2 separate regions of the Homo sapiens genome follow, and region 1 is linked to region 2. A link is a loop called in an ENCODE intact Hi-C map of the cell type or tissue named here. Cell type or tissue: heart left ventricle. All regions are shown on one strand. Links, peaks and the distances in the headings refer to the core of each region. The heading gives the core; the rest is flanking DNA.

Region 1 (10,741 bases), core at 1,738-9,737, 290 kb before region 2:
CAGGAAGAAGTGCCTGGATGTCGGAGAGAGTGGCAGCTTGACTTTAGAAGATGGAGGCTGGACGAGGCAGAGAGGTGGCTTGACCTCAGGGGAGAGCGACCTTCCCTTCCTATCCCCTTTCCAGCTCCCCTCTCTGCTGAGGGCTGCTTTCATCACTCAGTAAAATTCTCCACATTCACCATTCTTCAATTCGCCCATGTGACCTCATTCCTCTTGAGCACCAGACAAGAATTCAGGACACACCAGGTGTGAGTACCCAAAAATGCTGTCACATTGGCCCTTTGCCCTCACTGGTAGAAGGCAGCTGCCTCACACGATGAAGCAAAGGGCCCACTGAGCTGGTAACACACTGCTATCTGTGGATGGCAGAGCTAAAGGAGTATTATAACACACCCTCTGAGGCCTTAGGGTCACAGGCACCCACACCTGGATGCTGCCATGGGGCCTGCACAGGGTTCACTCCTGCCAGAGCAAAGAGGCCGGTTCCTCCACTCGCTCACCCCAGTTCCTGCACTAGTTCGCTTGTACGCTCCCTCCCATGAGGGGTTGAGTGGGGTGGACTGGGTAAATGAGGCACCTCTGTCACGTGTCCCAAAAAGGGGTCAAGAAAATATACTACATCAGCAAGGCTGGTCTCGAACTCCTGAGCTCAAGCGACCACCCACCTTGGCCTCCCAAATTGTTGGGATTACAGGTGTGGGCCACCACACCTGACCTCAGTGTTTTAAAAAGCATTTTTGTTTAAGAGATGGGGTCTTGCTCTGTCATGCAGGCTGGAGTCCAGTAGCACAATCACAGTTCACTGCAGACTCGAACTCTTGGGCTCAAGCAATACTCCCATCTCAGTTTCCTAAGCAGCTCGGACTACAAGTGCATGTCCCAGGCCCAGCTAAGGTGGGCATTAATTCTTAGAAGAGGGAACTGAGGCTCGGGAAGACTGATGGGCTTGCCCTGACTTGCCCTGCTCATCAGTGGCGGAACCTGGTTGCTGTGCCTCTCCGAGTCCTTGGCTTTTCCTGCAGCAAAGCTGGTGCACAGGGCTTGGCACAAACCAGATGCCCAGGAAGCGAGATGCGCACGTGCTTACGCCACACACACGAGGCCAGGCCTTGGCTTAGAACCTAGGCACCGTTCCCTCCAGCAGCAAAACCAGCTTTATGTGTGTGCCAAGAAAATCAAAACAGATCCCTCCTGGAAACCACTCATCAAAGCCCAAACAATAGTTGTTTTTCTCAAACTGGCTCCCCCTGAGAGGCAGGATTTTGGCTGTGGAAGCGGCTGCTGGGCCGAATGGGAGCATGCTCTGCTGCCGACAGAGGCCTGGCTGGCTTGGCCACATGGCTGCTCCAGCTCCGCCTGCCAACCCTTCTCTCCAGGCAGGCACCCACCTTGCATCCAAGATGCCTTCATACTCAGACAGCTGCCTCATAAAGCCCGCGTTGGGGCGCGTGATGCTGCGCTTCTGCTTTACATAGTTATATGCTTTTTCCAGAGGCCAGCCGAATTCCTTCATTGCATAGGCTATGACTGTGGAGGCCGAGCGACTCACGCCCATTTTGCAATGCACCAGGCACTTGGAATGGTTCCTCCTGCAGGGGTGGGAGCAGTTGGGGAGGAGAGATGGGGGAGAAGCAGTGGGGAAGGAGTTAAAAAGCTCCAACAACTTCATTCTCTCAGGTTTTACCCGAATCATTTTTTTAAACCCTGTAGATATCTTACTGCCGAAATCCTCCTACGTCTTAATGTTTACGGAGCAGATGTCCACGCACTCTCTAAAGGAAATACCACCACTGTAGAATCAATTAGCACACAATGGGATATCAAAAGAAATCTGTTCTGGCCTGGCCATGTTTTGTTTGCAGGGAGAGCTTCAATATTTGGCTGCCTTCAGGGACCAAGTGAGAATCTTCTCACATGGCTGGGATGGGCTAGGGGACCAAAAGCCCTTTCCTGAGACGAGAGTGGGCAGCTAACGGGATTTCTGCAAGAGCTACTCAGCTGCTACAGCAGATGGAGACAGTGAATGAGTTACTGCAGAAAAATGGGGTCAGCAAACTGAAAGCTGCAAGGCCCTGGGGAGAGCGAGATGCTCTTCAGACAGGAGGGCCAGGGAGCAGGAGTAAGGGCGGCCGCAAAAAAAAGCCAGGAGTGGAAGATGGGGCTGGCCGTTTATTTGTAAGGAGGCAGTGCTGGCCCAGGCCTGGCTGATTTACCAGATATGGCCCAGGAGACAGTGTTTCTTTAAGTATCACTTGCTCAAGAATGTGAAGGAGCGCCAAGCCAGTAAGGGCAGCACCTGCGAAACTTTATTTGTACAGAAGGCAGACCCACCAGGTGGGAGCCGGCTCTGGTTTCCTATACCCCAACCTTGAAATTCTCCTGCAAATCTCAGTGGGGTTTTTTCCCCCTAACTGCTGGTCTGAAGTTTCCGTCAAGGGAGTCTTGAGTTTGTCTCCTGGGAATATAAGGGAACTAAGATTTGGTTAAGGACACATCATGTGGCTTTGACCCAGAGGGAGATAAAGCAGAAGAGGGTGATTGTCTTGACAGCATCTCAAAGGGTTCTTTCTGTTCTTAATAAGGCAGAGCTGTTTCGCAGGGGAATAAAATGAGCACCAGAGACAGGTGAAACCGCTGACGGGCTCAGGGGCAGTGGGGCTGGCCATGACCTCCAACGTGCTGTCCTGTTTCATGCGACAGTAACTCAGGGAGGGAAGAAGGGCCGTATTCTTAGGGAGACAGTCCCAAAGAAGCTCTAAGCCCGTGTCCGTGCATGTCATCCCCTAGCCCTCTTTGGCTCAGTGACTTCCTAGGGGTGGGGCCCCTGAGTGTCCACTTGGTATCTGGGGCTTGCCTGGAATCAGAGCTGATGATGACAACTGGGGTCAAGTGTCACAATCAAAGATAGGTGGGAGAGACTAAGCTCAATAGGGACTCTACCTGGAGAGGACCAACCACTTTTCTCCTTTGGTGCTTGGAGTCCTGCGACTAAAAGCAAAGGTCCATCCCACATCAAGTCCACTCCCACCAGCCAACTCCTGCGTCTGGAGTCCCGTTAGGATCCCCCCTCCCACCAGCCGACTTCTGCATCTGCAGTCTCGTTCATTCCCACTCTCCCAGCCTCAGCAGGTTGGTTTCATCCTCAGCCCCGCCTCTCTGTCCACTTACTTCGCTTTGTTTATAAAATGATACGCTTCATTCCAGTGGGCGAGGAGGTCTGTGGTCTCTTCATCGTAGACTCGGATGTTATGATATGCAAATAAGCCAGGAAAAAAATTATCGATTTCTCTGGTAACATTTAAAATGTAATCAACCCTGCAATGAGAAAAAAATAAGAAACAAATTTGGACAATCTGAATGAGAAAGAAAAGCAAGGTAATAAAAACTGGCAGAGAAAAGAAAAGGAAACACACATTAACCAAGGGTCATATGTTCGTGGCGGGACTTTGGTTTTTCCTTAATAGCTATGTTTTTTGGTATTTTCTAAATGCCCTCTCAATGGTGAAAATGTGTTATATTTATACTAAGAAACCAAATTATTGTAAAGACCTTATAAAAAGAAAGCTCAGTTTAAAGCATTCTGGAAAATTAAATATACGTATTACTTAAATTTATAACTATTCATGACTATTATGAATATACAGAGGCTTAAAAAAATCCCAGTGTCTTCACTCTTAAAGAGCTAAAAAGCAGACTATATCCATCCATTATCTATATCCTTGGGAACTGCCTTAAATCTTTTTTTGGAAAAAGGCAAGATAGACAAATAAGTATTTGACAGGGTCTGCTAACCCAGGTTCTGTAGTTCTCTCAACTTAATCAATACTTTTACTTCTGGAAGAAAATAATGTCAGGAGTTAGAAAACATCTCAAATAGGTTTCATAATATTTAGACATGCTTAAAAAAATACCTAAGAAAATCATTAATTTATTCCCAGCAAGACGAAAGCACAGAAGAGTATGGCCTTACGTTTTAAGAATACTTTCTGTTGAAAGAATGCATCTTAACCGGTAGTTCTAAAGATGTATTTTAAGATTTGTTTAGTCTTGATTTTTAAACGTGGTAATTCTAGAATGTCATCATGTCAGGCCCACAGAACGGTGATTTTGTGGCTGTGTTGTTTTAAAAAAAAAAAAAAAAAAAGTCCAGACATCTGTTCTTGAAGGTCTAGATTGAAACATTTTTCATCCCTGCTGAGTGTTTGTCAGACTACGACAGGCATATGCTTCTGGCCAACACTGAGCGTAAAGTTGCAAGATTCCCACCAGGCCCCAAAGCATTAGCTCAGATAGAGCCCAAAGTGGCCCAGGGATCAGGGTTGCTGACTAACGCAACAGCCAGCAGACCTCTGCGTCCACACTAGGGTTTGCAGCAACTGTGCGGGGCAGGGAAGCGGGGTGGGGGTGAGGCAGCACAGAGCCTAATCAATATCCAGGCGGTCCTACAGCAATTAGAGTGTAATTTTAAGTTTTCCTCAATCCACACGATCACGCGAGACTTCGGCACAATCTAAACTCCATGAATTATTCAGGGCGTGGTGTTTGGAAGCACATCTGTTTAGCTATGCACATCAACCCCTGGCAGCCACTTCAGAGACCAGGGTGCAGGCAATTACAGGCAGGCAGCCCCAAGGTCTCCCCCTCCATGGCAGAGTGGAGGGTTTCTAAGCTGCCTGGAAGGACAGGGAAAGACAAGGGGAGGAGACTCACCCTGAGCCCTGCAGTTCCTCCAGATTGGATGCATTCCATTCAGAGCCCTGGGAGACAGATCACACAAGCTCCTGTGAGTGTCACATGTCAGCCTCAGAGCTGCTCAGGGGATGCATGGTTTGCCCTAGCTCTGGCGGTGAGGTCTTATTTCATGGCCCCATTGGCCTCAGAGAACAGAGAGAACCAGCGGCTGATATTCAAGGAGATTCCTGAGTGAGTACTCAGAGCATGAGAGGAAGGGAGGGAGGGACGGAGGGAGGGAAGGGTCCCGGCCCTCACTGGCCCCTTGGCCTTAGGGAAACAGCAAGTCCAGGAAAACCTGCTCTCCGTCTCCCCACTTCCTTTCCTAAGAGTCCAGTGGGGGGGGGTCCTGTAAGCAGAGGCAATGACCTGCGACCTCCCACCCAGGGAAGGGCACGTTCACAAGCCACTAATTAAAGCAGGAATCGTTCTACCTTCTGGGAAGTATTTTGGCAATACTGAAAAAGTTCCCACCCTCTGACCCAGTAATTCCACTTACAAAAAGCTATCCTGAGGAAATAATCAGAACTCACACAGTGATTTAGGTAGGAGGATATTTATAATTATTTGTAATAAACCAGTGGAAACCACCCAAACGTCCAAAGGGAAAAAATGAGTAAAATAAATGAGGCTGGATCTTCATGATGGAGTCTTTAAAACAAATAAATTTTGCAGAATATTTAATGACACAGGCAAATACCATGTAAGGAAAAAAAATTTTAAGAGAGGAGGATACAGGACTATATAAACATAAACAGTATGATCCTTTCTTTCTTTGTGCGTTTTCAAAGAAGCTATATATGCATTTTAAAAACCCAAAAAAACAGAAGATGGGAAAATAAATATGCCAAAATGTTAACAGGGACTACCTCTGGATTTGCGAGATCGGGAATGCTTTTTTCTTCTTTAGATTTATTTCTATTTTCAGACTTTCTGCAACATGTTTTAATTTAGTACTTTTAAAAAATGGTATCATTGAAAAACCTTCCACTCCCAAGCATTCAAAGGACATGGAACGGGGGAAAAAAAAAAAGAAAAGAAAAAATGATCACTTTCCTCTTAGGAAATGCAAACAACATAGTATCATAAAGAGCAAAAGAATCCACCTTTGTCTTCCTTGAAACTTCCTTTCCCAAGTTCCCAAGAGGGCAGACCCCTCAGGACCAGGGGTGGCAGGGCCCTGAGCAAGCTGGCAATGTGCGACACTAGCTGAATTTTCATATTTGAGGGAGAGGCCCAAACATAAAAATTCCTTTAGTATCTCTCATGGAAAAAGTGACATAAAGCACTGAACCACACTAAAAACATAACGCGAGTGCCGCTGAAGCTGAGACTGTCCTCTTGCTGTGACTGCCACCTAGTGGAGAAAGAAGGAAGGTGCCTTCTGTTCCCTTCTCACCAGGGAAATCAACAGACTTCCAGGGAGATCAGTGCCCAGGACTGCCCACACTTTCAAATCCACACATGTACATACATTTTAATCAATCACTATGAAATCTATATAGATTTGTATACAGAAATGTATTAAAAAATATACATATCTACTTATCTACATAGATATCATGACATATACATAACTCTTAATTACTTCCTACAGAAAACAAAGTCTTTCTTGTCTCTAGTAGTAAATTTACTTCCTTAGCTTTCCCAGGAAGCACTTTCTCCTCTAACAATGGTTACCATTAGTTAGCACCTGCAAAAACTGTACTCGGTGCTTTAAATATGTATTTTTAATTTTATTTTATTAAAAAAAATATTTTTTAGAGACAAGGTCTCACTATGTTGCCCAGGCTGGCTTCCAACTCCTAGGCTAAAGCTATCCTCCCCCTCAGCCTCCTGAGTAGCTGGGACTACAGGCATAAGCCACTGTGCCCAGTTTGTATTTCATTTAATCCTCATAGTCATCCCTTGGGGTATAGGATGAAGAAAAAAAGAGGAAAAGTGACTTCTTCCAAGTCACATAGCCGCTGAGGCTGAGGAGTGGGAATCCCGGCCCTGGTGGGCCCTGATTTTCATTACACCACTAGGCCTCTCTAATTTTAGTAACGTGCCTTCCTCTATAGCCTCTCTGACTTTGACAACTTGCCAGTTGCCTTCTATGGATATTCACAGCATTAAAACAATCTGAGCTAGCCGTGGAGGTGCACAGAAATCAGTACAACCCACCCAGAGCTACAGGACCCGGGTGAGGGCTTCCAGCGGCCCTGGAGCCGTGCATGGAAAAGCTGTCTGGACAAGCTCAGCGGGAGCTCCGTGTCAGCTGTGTGATCTCTCCTCCCTGTTGTTTCTCATGTCTCAGGATGCCTAGGCATAATTCTGGGGTTTGGTGAGGACACTTCCTTTAGTAACTGGGGTTTTTTAGCCCACAAACCACTTGGAAGTAACTGGATGGGGCCTATGTGTTAGTGGCTGAAGAAGACAAAGGGTTTGCAAGAGTCTGAAACACATGCCAGTTGACTACGCCAAATAGCTCCCAAACAACTCCCCGCAGCTCAGCTGGAAGCCACGTCTCAAACAGCTGGCTCAAGAGCAGATCAGCAGGCTGCAGGCCAGAGAAGGGGCCAAAGAGGGGAGCTCCTGCCAGCCAGGATGGAGGCTCTGGCAACTCAAGTTTTTTGCCTGCTTTTTCTCCCGGACTTGCTACAAACTCTTAAACAACCAGGGTCTGATTTATGTCCCCCAAACCAGATACTGCCAGGGCCATGCCTCTTACGAGATAAAGATGATCGAAGATAAGGGAGGGCTTGTCCATCTGTCCCAAGATAAGTAGCATCTCATTGTCTATAAATTCCTTGAGTTCCTTCAAGTTACAATTCATCTGTTTCTCTAATTCATTACGAATCTGTGGAGTAGAAAATATTAGGAAAAGTGATTTGTTAAAGAAAACAATCGTCCACCTCAAAAGAATTAAAGTTACAATGGAAACTGTGCCTATTTCCAAAAAAGGTGGGTGTTTTTTCTCTTTCAGAGTAATACATTTAGATACACGCAACATACATGCGTGGGTGGCAGGAATGCAGGTTATTCAGCTTAGAAGTAAACCCAACTGGGTAAAGTTTATTATTTCAAATAAGGAATTTGATTTCCATGAGATCTCTTCTACCAAGTTTAAACTTACTTTTACTTTTATAATTAAATGTCAAATACATCAAATAATCTAAAATCAGTTCTATCTTTCTTGGAAAGATATCACAATATGATTTTTAAAAAATGTATTCATTAATTAAAAGACAGGGCTGGATGGAGTGGCTCATGCCTGTAATCCCGGCACTCTGGGAGGCCTTGGTGGGAGGATTGCTTGAGGCCAGGAGTTCAAGACCAGCCTGGTCAACACAGGAAGACCAAGTCTCTTAAAAAAAAAAAAAAGATTATAAATGAACTTTTAAAATGTCAATTTTAACTTCTTAGATCCATCCAGTTGAATCTCTCATTGTAATTCATTGCATGCTTTGAATAAAAAGCAATGGAAAAAAAAGTGATCCAGGAAAAAACATGAAAAGGTAAAAAGGTAGAGAGAAATTATTCTAGAATTTGATACTTGCAGGTCAAGCTGTCATCCTGTGGAGAAATAAGTCTGCTGTCTCTTCCATAAAACCCAAGGTAATAGGGAGCAGAAGAGAGAACAAGGGGGTGTTATTAAAACAGATCAATGCTTCTCGGTGCAGTCTGTGGATCTCATGGACTTCTCCCCAAAGGCCATATAGGTGAGGCTCACAAAGGTCAAGAAATTCACTCAATGTCTCATAGCCGATAAGCGGCAGATCTGGACTCAAACTGGAGTCTGACTCCGAGGCCTGATACAATTGTAGAACGAGGCAGAAAAAAGCCTCCGGGGGCTGATACCAGAGGACAGGTAAAGACAACCAGATGTTGGGCCTGCTTTTGCTGCACTTTCGGGAGCAGGACACATGGAGGCTGCATGACCTCTGACCTGCAATGAAGGGAGGAGTTGTCTTACCTCTTTGGAAGTCACATTTTCTAGATCCTGGCTCATCATGATGCTTCGGAGCTTGGCTTTGATGAGGCGCTCGGTCCTTTCCCCTTCAGTGGGCCTGGAAAGAAATGACGTTTAGGAGAGCAAGGAGCTGTAGAAAGCTTGTGGTCGGAGGTTACAGGAATGCCAGATGCTCCTGGGTCTAAACAGAACACGGCTTGGCAAGGAGAGCACGCTTCTTGGTGTGCATGTTCTCAGGCAGCAGGGAGAGGTGCACAGAAAACCCGCTGCAGCTCTAGAACTCCCACGGGAGTCAACAGAGCAGGGAGCAGGTCAAGCGGGGAGAGGACAGTGTGGAAACTCCTTGCTCAGACGCTCTTAGGGCAGGATGCTGGGATGCCCAGCGCAACATCCCCAGGCCCCTGGGCCCTTGAGTCTCTGCTCGAACACGTGTGGGCATGAGGACCTCACTGTCTGAGGCAGCCCGGCCCAGCTGCAGCAGATCCCATTATCCCCTTTTTCCTCAGAATCAAAATCTGGGTATTTCCCTGCTCTGGTTTTAACTCTAGGGGACACACAGACCAGGATAATCCTTCTTCCCCATGAGGAATCTTCAAATATTCAAAGGCAACTACCCTTCCTCCGTGATTTCAAGGCCCTCTCCTAATGTGGCTTCCCATCCCTCAGGTCTCTGCCCTCTGAACACACTGTGGTTTATCCATAGTCTTCCCAAAATGCAGTGTCCTGGAGGAACACCACACTGTGGGAGCAGGGTCCTGACCCCGAGGGGAGGGGCGACCAGCATTCTCCCTAACTAGACTTCAGCGAGTGTGGCCTCTCCATGTCAGCGCTGTCGTAGGTCACACGACACAGGTCATGTGGTTCACCATGGCTGCTGCTAAGGCAGGCTGCCCTCACCAGTTGTGTTTTTGGATCCAAGGAAGCAGAGGACACATTCCTAACTCTCCTCAGAGCAGAGCGGGAGGCTCTGAGAATTAAGTCTCTGGTAATCTGAAGAGAAAAGGCCAGACCACAGAGCTCTGGAAGGAGTTGGGGACACAAAGGGCCACACATTCCTTTGAGAGTCTGATGGGAGTTACGGACCCCGTCCCCAGAAATGCATTCACCAAATTCATCAGTAATTTTTTTTTTTTTTTTCTTTTTTTTGCATGGGACAGGGGCCTGTGTCACAGACCCCTGCTTTAAACGCTGGTTCTGAGAAAGCTAGGGTTCTCACTCAAGGGACTCCAGGGGAGGTGTGGCCCAATGCAGGTTCAGGGTCGGGCACAGGGCAGGTGGGGGAGAGGCAGGTGCCTGTGGGCTTGGGTGCGCTCACACCAGAGGCACCTCACTTACTTGTCCACAAATAGCGCGGGGGAGTCGGGCCGCGTAGACTCCAGGTCCTGCATGGCGTTCCACTCGTTGATGCAGCTCTGCTCGGAGCTGATGCAGCTCTCATAGTAGGTAGCCCAGATGAGAGCTACACCCCCGGGGAAGTAGTTGTGCCTCCGGGCCACTTCGCAGGCCTTGTGAAGCACCTGCAGGGCAGACCTGGGGCGAGGAGAAGACAGGGTCAGGCCTGGGAAGGCACAAGAGATGCAGGGTTTTCTCCTCTGACAAAGGGGTTCAAATACGGGAAGGGAAGGGCAATGATTGATTGGTTGATTATTTCTTTTTGGGACAGAGTCTCGCTCTGTCACTCCCAGGCTAGAGTGCAGTGGCACGTTCTCGGCCCAATGCAATCTCCGCCTCCTGGGTTCAAGCAATTCTCCTGCATCAGCCTCCCGAGCAGCTGGGACCACAGGCGCCCACCACCACGCCCAGCTAATTTTTCTATTTTTAGGAGAGACAGGGTTTCACAATGTTGGACAGGCTGGTCTTGAATTCCTAGCCTCAAGTGATCTGCCCGCCTCGGCCTCCCAAAGTACTGGGATTATAGGCGTGAGCCACCATGCCCGGCTGAGAAGTGCAGTTTGTAAAGGGCTCACTCTTGGAGTCACACTTACACATACAGGCGGCTGGGGAATGCATATAGCCTGAAACATTCAGCCCGCCAGGACACGGAGCTAGTCCTTG
Region 2 (10,741 bases), core at 817-8,816:
ATCGCTTGAGCCTAGCAGTTTGAGACCAAGCCTGGGCAACATAGAAAAACCCTGTCTCAAAAAAAAAAAAGAAAGAAAAAGAGAAGAAGAAATTATCTCATTCAGCTGTTTGTTCAGGAGTTAATCACCTCTCACTTCCTACTCCGGGATGAGCTCCAGGATCCAGGAAGACCGAGTGCTGGCGCTATTCCACTCTTAGAGCCCCAGTGTACTAAGAAATGATTTGTACCAATGAACCAAATAGGGTGGAACCCTAAACACTTCCTTTTGGAGGAGACAGAAGACTTGTAACATTGAGTCCACTAAACAGGGTGTCACCTGTTGATGAGCACAAAGTTGAAGGTCTGTCCAGTCACCCCAGAGACGTGATCCCGGATGCGCTCTAGAACTGGGATCCAGGGCTTTGGAGACAGCGTGAGGCCTGAAAATGTGTAGGTCAGCCCAGCGTCGCCATACGTTGCCTGCTTCCTGGGCACACTGTGCCACTTCCCGAATACCTGGACTCTGGCCAGTGCTCCTGTGCAGAGGAAACATGGCAGTTCCTTTCTACCTGACCCCCATCTAGAAATCCAGATGCCCCCCCCAACCCGCACTGCCATCACCAGAAATCCAGTGCCCCACATACATGCTCCCTGGGTATTCAAGATTGAAAGGGAAGTAAGGAATAACATTTCCCCGTCATTCCATGCAATTTAAACCCCTCTTCAATCATCATTTTGGCTTGCCCCAAATTTTCTTTTTGTTTTGTTTTCTTTGAGACAGGGTCTCCCTGTGTCACCCAGGCTGGAGTACAGTAGCACAATCTCAGCGCACTTCAACCTCCACCTCCCGTGCTCCAGCAATCCTCCCGCATCAGCCTCCTGAATAGCTGGGACCACAGGGGCGTGCCACCATGCCTGGCTAACTTTTTTGTAAGCTCACTGCAACCTCCACCTCCAGGGCTCCAGCAGCCCTCCTGCCTCAGCCTCCTGAGTAGCTGGGACCACAGGGGCATGCCACCATGCCCGGCTAACTTTTTTTGTATTTTTTTGTAAGACACAGGGTTTTATCATGTTGCCTAGACTGGTCTTGAACTCCTGGGCTCAAGTGGTCCGCCCACCTCAGTCTCCCAAAGTCTGGGATTATAGGTGTGCACCACTGCACCAAGCCAACTGCCCCAAATGTTCATGTAAGAACAGTGACTCTTGTTCTACAAGGAGAGAAACATGGTCCTGGGCCATTTTTTTAGTGAACACTGTAACTTAACTGCCTTAACTACAGTAAGGGCAGAATAAAGAGGCTGAAATTGGAACACGATAAAGTTAGTTTACAGGCTAGGATAGCTTGTCAACTGTAGGGACTAAGGGCATGTGACCCCATGAAAGATGGGGCTCACACTGCTGGGGTCTCTTGTGGGCATTTCTTTTTTTAAAGAGATGGTGAGCCAGGCGCGCTGGCTCATGCTTGCAATCCCAGCACTTTGGGAGGCCAAGGCGAGGATCACTCAAGGCCAGGAGTTCAATTAACAGCCTGGGTAACACAGTGAGACCTACAGATAATTTAAAAATTATCCAGGCTTGGTGGTGTACATCTGTGGTCCCAGTTACTTAGGATGCTGAGGTGGGAGAATCACTTGAGCCCAGGCGGACGAGGCTGCAGTGAGCCAAGATCGTGCCCCTGCCCTCCAGCCTAGGTGACAGAGCGAGACCCTGTCTCAAAGCATAAAAGAATAAAGTGACGAGGGGGTCTCACTATGTTGCCCAGGCTGGACTTGAACTCCTGGCCTCAAGTGATCCTCCTGCCTCAGCCTCCAGAGTAGCTGGGATTACAGGTGTGTACCACCGTGCCTGGCCTGTGGGCTTTCGTTTTTTGTTTTGTTTTGTTTTGAGACACAGTCTCACTCTGTTGCCCAGGCTGGAGTGCAGTGGTGCGATCTCGGCTCACTGCAACCTCTGCCTCCCGGTTTCAAGTGATTGTCCTGCCTCAGCCTCTCAAGTAGCTGGGACTACAGGCATGCACCACTACGCACAGCTCATTTTTTGTTGTTGTTGTTGTATTTTAGTAGAGATAGGGTTTCACCATATTGGCCAAGCTGGTCTCGAACTCCTGACCTCAAGTGATTCGCCCGTCTCGGGCTCCCAAAGTGCTGGGATTACAGGCGCGAGCCACCACGCCTAGCTTCCTGTGGGCTTTTCTATGCCTCTCTGCCAGATCCTTGTGTCCTCATTACAGGATAGAGGTGTGGTTCTCAACATGTGCTCCCCAGACCAGCAGCACCTGGACTCTCCTTAGAAACTAAACTAAACCACAGGGGTAGGGTCCAGCAATCCAAGTCCTGCCAACAGCAAGTCCACCAGGTGATGCTGAGAACCACTGGTGTGGAGAAATTACCTGGTTATTTGCCATCTCTCCTATGAGACCAGTGATTCTCAAACCCTGACTGCCCATGAGAATCACCTGGAAGCTTTTTAAACAAACAAGTGGTCAGCCTGCACTCGGAGCGATTCTGATTGAAGTGCTCTGCAGTAGAACCCAGCACGTTTTTTTACTTTGTTTTGTAAACTTTCCCAGAAGATACTCATCAGTAGCCAAGGAGAGATTCACTCGAGTCATCTGTCAGCTCCTAGTAGACAGGCAATCCAGTTTCTTTCAAGTTTATGTCCCAAGCACCTAAGGGGCTTAGCCCAGAGGTGCTCAGAGAATATTGGATGAATCCATTAGTGAACCCATCAGTAAATAATGGATCCTGAGTTCAGATTTCTCCAAACATACGATCATTAATTGCACCAAACAAGCCCTCAATGCACACACACACACACACACACCCCTCTGCTTACCTGTAAAATATTCTACTTCTTTCTCCAACTCTTGGAAAATCTCATCTGCCTCAGCTTTGCCAAACAGGACTGTGTAACTGCAGTCCAGGCCCTCAGCCCGAATGTGCCGCCAGCTAGGGCCTGCTGAGTGGCCTCCATTCCCTGGGGCCTCTCTCCTGGGCCTCTTCCTTGTGCTTTCTTTGTCTCCTCCCAACACAGCTGGCTCTTCTCCAGTTGGCTCTTGCTCCTCCTGCTTCCTCAAAAGGCCCCCTTGAGCCCCTTTCACCAGGAATCTGTCCATCCTGTCCCCACAGGAAAGAAGGGACGTCAGTGGCGAGGCCAAGACAGAAATTGCTCAAGTTCTATCCCCAGTGCAAAAATCTGTTTGTCCAAGGGGTCTCACAGCAACATTCCTAGTTTCACATTTTCATTTTAAAGTTTAAAACCATGTCCTAGAAAGGAAACAGAAGATGTTAAAGCCGGAAGGGACCCTAGGGACAATCTGATCCAGGGTCTCCCACGTCCACCTGTGCATCAGAATCAGCTGGCTAGCTTGCAAAAACCCAGAGGTCTGCACTCCACGCCTGAGCACCTGAATTTTTAAAGAACTACCTCCTGGGAATTCGCACGCCACAGCTAAACTTAGAAACTACAATCCAAACCCTCATTTTGCAGAAGGGGAAACTGTTGCCCACAGAGGCGAAGAGGTTTGCCCAAAGTCAACTGTCCACCCCTTTAAGGAGGAAGGACCCATAACTGACCTCGCTGCCCCCCACCAGTGTTAAAATAGATCAGTCTAGTGATGCTCAAGTGGATACGATTCAGAAGCGAGACGCAAAGAGGTTAAACACGGGTAAACCGCACGCAAAATTCTGATATCACTGCAACACGTCCGTGGGGTGGGGGTGGCAAGAGTGCTCTAGCATCGCAGCTCCGGCGCAGATCGGAATCCCGCAGTCACCCTGGTGGCCTCGTGGTGGGAAAGACGCGCCCCAGCGAATCGGTCGCGTCACTTCCGGAGCACGCTGGGAACTACGGCAGGCTAGGGCGCAAAGAGAGCAGCCGGGCGGCCCCCTGGTGCCACCTGCTGGCCTCCCGTGTGTGGCAAGCACTGCCGCTTTCCCGTTGATCACCTGTTGGGCCACTGTCGAGAATCACGGCTGGGGTGAGAACTGTGGCTTGGCGTCACTTCTCAGTGAGGGTTACTTTGGTGTCCGGAAAGGGCGTTGGGCCACCAGTATATTGTCACGAGTGGGAGCAGGAGTTCTGCAGTCGGATATCGTGGATTCTGTTTCTGTCTCCTCCGCCCTGGCTGTGTGGCCTCCCACAGGTCACTTAACCTCTCTGGGGTTAAGTTGCCTCATCTGTGAAGTGCGGACTACAGCACCTATGTCATGAGAGCGCCTGAGGAGATGACAGGATGCATGAGAAATGCTCTGTCCTCTAAATAAATGTTGGTTCCATTATTGCTCGTTTTTCTTTGTTTTCTTGTTTTTTGATGTTGTTCTTGTTTGTTTTGTTTTTTTGAGACAGGATCTCACTCTGTTGCCCAAGCTGGAATGCAATGGCATGATCATAGCTCACTGCAGCCTTGAACTCCTGGGTTAGAGCGATCCTCCCGTCTCAGCCTCTGGAGTAGCTGGGACTACAGGCACATCCCACCCCACCCTAAATAATTTTTTTATTATTTTTAGTAGAGATAGGGCCTTGCTATGTTGCCCAGGCTGGTCTCAAGCTCCTGGGCTCAAGTGATCCTCCCACCTGGGCCTCCCAAATTGTTGGGATTACAGGCGTGAGCCACCACGACCGGCTCCTAATTTTTATTTACTCTGTCTCCCCTCAATGGAACGAAAGCTCCATGAGATCAGAGGCTTTGTTTTGACAGATTTCAACAAATGTACAATATTGTATGATCACCACCACAATCAAGATCTAAGACAGTTCCGTCCCTCCATAAAACTGCTCCAGCCTCTTAATCAACTTCGCCCATCACCCAGCATCAGCAACCACTGATCTGTCTTCTCTCCCTATAGTTTTGCCTTTTCCAGAATTTCATATACAGGGAATTGCCGTGGTTTGAATATCTGTTCCTCCAAAATCCGCGTTGAAATTTAATCCTCAGTGTGGCAGTATTGAGAGGTGGGGCCTTGAAGAGGTGATTGGGACATGAGAGCTCTGTCATAATGTCCTCATAAATGAATTAATAGATTAATGGGCTCAGGGGTTAATGGGTTAATGGGTTACCGTGGGAGTGGGACTGGTGGCTTTATAAAAGGAAGAAGAGAGACCTGAGCTAGCACACTCAGGCCCCTCGCGATGTGATGCCCTACACGGCTTCAGGACTCAACAGAGTCCCCACCAGCAAGAGGGTTTTCACCAGATGCAGCCCCTCAACCTCGGACCTCTCAGCCTCTATGAGAAATGCCTTTGTGGGACTTCTTTCACTTAAGCATATTGCTTTTAAGATTCATTTATGCGCCCCCCCACCTCCCCGCTTTTTTTTGTGAGACAAGGTCTGGCTCTACTGCCTAAGCTGGAGTGCAGTTGCATGATCTCGGCTCACTGCAACCTCCACTTCCCAGGCTCCACTCCCACCTCAGCCTCCCAAGTAGCTGGGACTACAGGCATGCACCACTACACCCGGCTAATTTTTGTATTTTTTGTAGAGATGGGTTTTTGCCATGTTGCCCAGGCTGGTCTCCATAGTCTTCAGCTGGTGAGCTGAAGAAATCCGCCTGCCTTGGCCTCCCAAAGTGCTGGAATTGCAGTCATGAGCCGCTGTGCCCAGTCGTATATGCACATTTGTATTACTTATTTGTTCCTTTTTATTACTGGTATAGAAGGGATGCCCCACAGGAGTAGGCCCCACATAGGGTTGTTTCTCTGATTTTAGGTTACTATGAGTAAAATCACTATAAACATTCACATACAAGCTTTGTGAATATAGTTTTTCATTTCCCTTGGGTAAATAATGCCTAGGTGTGGGAGTGCTGGGTCATAGTGGCTCTAAGGGCAAATGATTTTCAGCTTTGAGCCTCTCTCCCTTAGACTTCAGCTTCTTGTCCTAGGCACTGGGACACACCAGCAACAAGAAGCAGCAAGTTCCTTTCTTCACTCAGGTTACATTTCGGGGATGGAGACAGAAACACACAAGGAAAGAATAAATAATATGCTGTCTCTAAAGAAATTGTGTAAAAAGAAAAAATAAATAAGATGCTTTTGTATAGTATAGCAGTTATAGAGCAATGGGCTAGAAAGTGGGGCAGGAGGAGAAGTCCTTTTCAGGGAAAGATCCTGAGCTGAGACCTGAGGCTTTCCAGGCAAGGGGACGGTGAATGCAAGGGTGTGCAGGCCACAGGGGGACAAGCTGGGTGTGTCCAGCAATTGTGCTGGGAGCTGGACTCAGTAGTGGGGGCTTCCATCAGAGAGGAGGCAGCACTGAGACCTGGGTAGGAAGCTGGGGTTTATTCTAAGCCTTTTTGAAAACCAAAGAAGGGTTTTAACCTAAGGATTGTCTTTTTTTTCTTTTTCTTTTTTTTGTTTGTAGACAGGGTCTTGCTCTGTCACCCAGGCTGGAGTGCAGTGGCACAATCTCAGCTCACTGCAACCTCCGCCTCCCGGGTTCAAGTGATTCTCCTGCCTCAGCCTCCTGAGTAGCTGGGATTGCAAATGCATGCCACCACGCCTGGCTAATTTTTGTATTTTTAGTAGAGACGGGGTTTCACCATGTTTGCCAGGCTGGTCTCGAACTCCTGTGCTCAAGCGATACGCCCCTCCTTGGCCTCCCAAAGTGTTGGGATTACAGGCGTGAGCCACCGAGCTGGGCCAGGCCCCAGGTATTGTCATGATGTAAAAATCTCTCTCTAGAAAAGAGAACACCAGCTTCCCAGCTGGTCTTCTGTAGCTAGGAGATGCAAGAGCAGCAGTTGAATTTGAGGTTTGCTTTGGAGAAAGAACCAAAAGCAGATATGGATGGTTTGGATGTGAGGGAGGGAAAGAGAATCCTAAGTGTATTAGTAGTGGTGGGAGGAGGTTCGGTACAGTGGTGTCATTTGGAAGACAAATCGTTGGTGTTTAACCTCTATGACCCGAAAGTCTCCCACAAGCCTGATACATTAGGCAAAATGTTTGACTGCACTAAGCCTTAGTTTATCGTCATAAAATAGGCCATGAAAATTGCGTGAGAAAATGTATATAACAGTTCAACAAATAATATTGGCTGGGTGTGGTGGCTCATGCCTGTAATCCCAGCACTTTGGGAGGCCAAGGTGGGCAGATCGCCTGAGGTCAGGAGTTCGAGACCAGACTGGCCAACATGGTGAGATCCCCCATCTCTACTAAAAAAATACAAAACACACTTGGGCAAACATGGTGAAACCCCATTTCTACTAAAAATAGAAAAATTAGCCAGGCGTGGTGGCGCGCGCCTATAATCCTAGCTGAGGCACGAGAATCGCTTGAATCCGGGAGGCGGAGGTTGCAGTGGGCTGAGATCACACCACTGCATTCCAGCCTGGGCGACAGAGCAAGACTCTGTCTCAAAAACAAAATACACACACAAAATATAATAGTATTTGTTTGTTTGTTTGTTTTTGAGATGCCTCGGATTACAGTGCGGGGATTACAGACGTGAGCCATCAAGCCCGGACAATATTATTATATTGTTCATTGCACTCCCACAACACCCCTAAGGGGCAGGAACTTTTCTTCCCAGCCCCCTCCCCCCGACCCCACCGAGAGACAGGGTCTCGCTCTGTCGCCCAGGCCTGGAGTGCATTGGCGCGATCAAAGCTCACTACAGCTCAGACCCTCTGGCCTCAAGCGATCCTCCAGCCTGGGCCTCCCAAAGCGCTAGGATTACAGGCGTGGGCCACCGCGCCTGACCAGTCTTCTCTTCTTGCAGCTGAGCCTTAAGAGCCTGTCCAAAGAGCAGAGGTGGGCTGAAGGCACAAAGCGAATGAAAGAATAGGCCCCCGGGCACCGTTGCACGCCCCACCTCCTCCCAGGGGCGTTGCACTCCAGCCCCTCCCGCACATGCGCACTGGGCCTTCCACCGCCCCCCGCCCCCAGCAAAGCCCCCCGCTCGGAGCATGCGCGGGCCGCTTGGCGCCAATTGCTGACCGCCACAGCCACAGCCAGGGCTAGCCTCGCCGGTTCCCGGGTGGCGCGCGTTCGCTGCCTCCTCAGCTCCAGGATGATCGGCCAGAAGACGCTCTACTCCTTTTTCTCCCCCAGCCCCGCCAGGAAGCGACACGCCCCCAGCCCCGAGCCGGCCGTCCAGGGGACCGGCGTGGCTGGGGTGCCTGAGGAAAGCGGAGATGCGGCGGTGAGGCGCGGCTTGGGCCGGGGCTAGGGGGTGAAGGGGGAGGAAGGCGGTGGGCCCCGCCTGACGGAGGGCGTGCAGGATCGCGCCTCTGACTCGGTAAACCCGGGCTCCGCTTTCCAAATAGCCTCCACGTGTTCAAAATAGCCGCCGCTGTCCCCCATGGGCCGCCATGCTAAAGGGCCAGCCAATGGGAACGCGTCTCGGGGCCCATGGCGCCAATCCGCGCGCCGCAGGCCCTCCTGGCTCGGTGCGCTGTCCAATCAGAGGGGAGAGGGGGCGGGACCCAGAGGGAGGTTTTTTGCCGCGAAAAGACCACGTGGGGACGCGGTGGGGCGGGTCTGGCGGGGGCGGGGCACCTCTGTGCAGGGTTCCCAGTCACCGCGACGCTCCTCGGGAAGCCATAGGGCGCCTCCCAGCCCGTCTCCCCGCTCCAGTTTAGAACCTAATTCCCAATTCCCGGACCGGGCCCAGCCCTGGGCTCTTACTGTCCGCTTTTGCTGGGACCTGTTCCACAAATGGGCGTCTTCTGCCTTGGGCCGTGGGGGTTGGGCCGGAAGCTGCGGACGCCTGGGAAGGGGCCGCTGCAGCTCTTGAGCCGCCTCTGCGGGGACCACTTGCAGGCCATCCCAGCCAAGAAGGCCCCGGCTGGGCAGGAGGAGCCTGGGACGCCGCCCTCCTCGCCGCTGAGTGCCGAGCAGTTGGACCGGATCCAGAGGAACAAGGCCGCGGCCCTGCTCAGACTCGCGGCCCGCAACGTGCCCGTGGGCTTTGGAGAGAGCTGGAAGAAGCACCTCAGCGGGGAGTTCGGGAAACCGTATTTTATCAAGGTAAATATGGAAATGCACCTTCCATAAGGGTAAATGTGGAGGCTGCCGGCCCTTTTGTCTTGTTAGTGTAGCCGGCCAAGTTCATGTTTCCGTAGGCTTAGGTTGTACCCCCTTCAACCTCCTTTACTCACAAAGGGGGTAAAAGAAAGCCATGATGTTTCACTCTGCAGCTTTATATTGGTTAAAGTTGTTAACGACCCGCGAGATGATATCATGGATTCATTTAAGTCACATAGTCTATTGTCCAGGAAAGGCTGGCGTAGTAAAATCACCAACCATCCTGAATGAAACCTGGCTTGAGCTTTAAAAAGCCGAGAGGAGTGGCACTGTCAGGACCCAGCCCAGAGAAAGAGGCAAGGAATTGACCTGATTGAACCACTTAGGTGGGGGGGCAGGCACTGTTTTTGTTTGTTGTTTTTTAAAAGAATTTGGACATAACATGACAAAGAACTAATGATGTTCCAAATAACTTGCACTAGAAGCTTTCTTATTGAATTCTTATGGTTTCCAATGAGAATCTGATTTTAAGTCTAGTTTATCTTTAAATCAGCTAATGGGATTTGTTGCAGAAGAAAGAAAGCATTACACTGTTTATCCACCCCCACACCAAGTCTTCACCTGGACCCAGATGTGTGACATAAAAGATGTAAGTACAACTTGTTGATAATTTTTATTGGGGAGAAGGAGTCAAATAGTATTTTTAAATTAGGGACACTGGAGTTAAGCCACAGTCCATCATTCAGTAGTAAATAAAACACTGAAATCCCGAGGTTTGGCTGACTGTATTTCAGCCTGTATTTACTCTTTTTAATGTTTACCACGTGGTATTTATGTGGCAAAAAGGAAAACTATGTACATCCTGTGCTCTTATTTCTTGTATTTTTTTTAAATCCTGAAACTAACCTCCCGCGGTGTCAGATGTTATGGTGGTGGTGAAGTTCAAACTGACACACAAAGCAGTTAAATCTTTTGCAGCTTGTTATAGTCAACCCCACCTTGACCTGACCACACTGCCTTATAGTTAGCACTTTCAAGCTCTTGACTTCTGGCCTGAACAGTTTTGTGGTTCTGTTATCAGATCCCTTTGCTTTAGTTTGTCTTATATAACAGTTGCTGGTTGGCGGCTCTCATCCATCTTGTGTTCAGAAGTTCGTGGGGCTGGGCACGGTGGCTCATGCCTGTAATCCCAGCACTTTCGGAGGCCAAAGTGGGAGGATCATTTGAGGTCAGGAGTTCAAGACCAATGAAACCTGGTCTCTCCTAAAATACAAAAATTAGCCGGGCATGGTGGCGCACGCCTGTAATTCCAGCTACTTGGGAGGCTGAGGTGGGAGAATCGCATGAGCCCAGGAGGCGGAGGTTGCAGTGAGCTGAGATCACACCACTTCACTCCAGCGTGGGCGACAGAGCCAGACCCTGTCTCAAAACAAAAAAAAAACCGTGGCTTCTCACTGTTGAACTATGAAAGCAGAGCAACCCTCTTTAAATAGGGCCACGTCCTACCTCTCAGCCTTACCTCCACCTCCCACTCTCCCACTCCAGAGTTGGACAGTGTGGCAAACCCCTCCCCACTTCTGTCTCTTAAAAATCAAGTAGATGCCTCTGTGGCACCTCCTTGAATTGAAGTCCGTTGCCTGCCACCTCTGTGATCCAGTTTTCCTCTGAGCTGCTACGATGCATTTAGCACCTGCTGACACTGGACTTTTAGGTTTCTTACCCGTTTTCCTCCCCCGTTTTGTAAACTGGGGCAAGAATCTTGTGATTTAATGAATATCTGTGAAATGACATAGAAG

The links. Hi-C counts contacts between places; a loop is a spot of excess contacts. Peaks named below come from ENCODE experiments on the same cell type or tissue, not always from the same donor. Only the 100,000 strongest peaks of a DNase experiment are listed, where the experiment ranks them.
Region 1: a loop joins it to region 2, with 2.9 times the contacts of the local background. A loop is called at or near these places in 34 of 110 quality-filtered maps.

What each region holds. Positions count from the first base shown.
Region 1 is chr12:108,797,612-108,808,352 of GRCh38, forward strand. It overlaps SSH1 (slingshot protein phosphatase 1), which reads right to left. Exons shown (of 15, transcript NM_018984.4): 8 at 10,022-10,216; 9 at 8,690-8,783; 10 at 7,445-7,573; 11 at 4,711-4,757; 12 at 3,169-3,315; 13 at 1,389-1,589. LOC101929204 (a long non-coding RNA gene) reads left to right here and starts at 4,519. Exons shown (of 4, transcript XR_945329.3): 1 at 4,519-4,923. RefSeq lists enhancers at 754-1,255, 3,985-4,938, 7,983-9,182. In heart left ventricle, for the core only: CTCF peaks have their summits at 6,095 (motif pointing left) and 6,300; DNase peaks (open chromatin) are centred at 4,350 and 7,270; H3K4me3 peaks cover 1,750 bases; H3K27ac peaks cover 6,915 bases.
Region 2 is chr12:109,089,691-109,100,431 of GRCh38, forward strand. ALKBH2 (alkB homolog 2, alpha-ketoglutarate dependent dioxygenase) reads right to left here and starts at 3,782. Exons shown (of 4, transcript NM_001145374.2): 1 at 3,557-3,782; 2 at 2,817-3,247; 3 at 319-517. The coding sequence starts at 3,096. It overlaps UNG (uracil DNA glycosylase), which reads left to right and starts at 7,907. Exons shown (of 7, transcript NM_080911.3): 1 at 7,907-8,121; 2 at 8,742-8,948; 3 at 9,499-9,594. The coding sequence starts at 7,990. RefSeq lists a silencer at 8,086-8,475. In heart left ventricle, for the core only: CTCF peaks have their summits at 3,882 (motif pointing left) and 4,083; DNase peaks (open chromatin) are centred at 3,821, 7,671, 8,381 and 8,741; H3K4me3 peaks cover 2,352 bases; H3K27ac peaks cover 850 bases.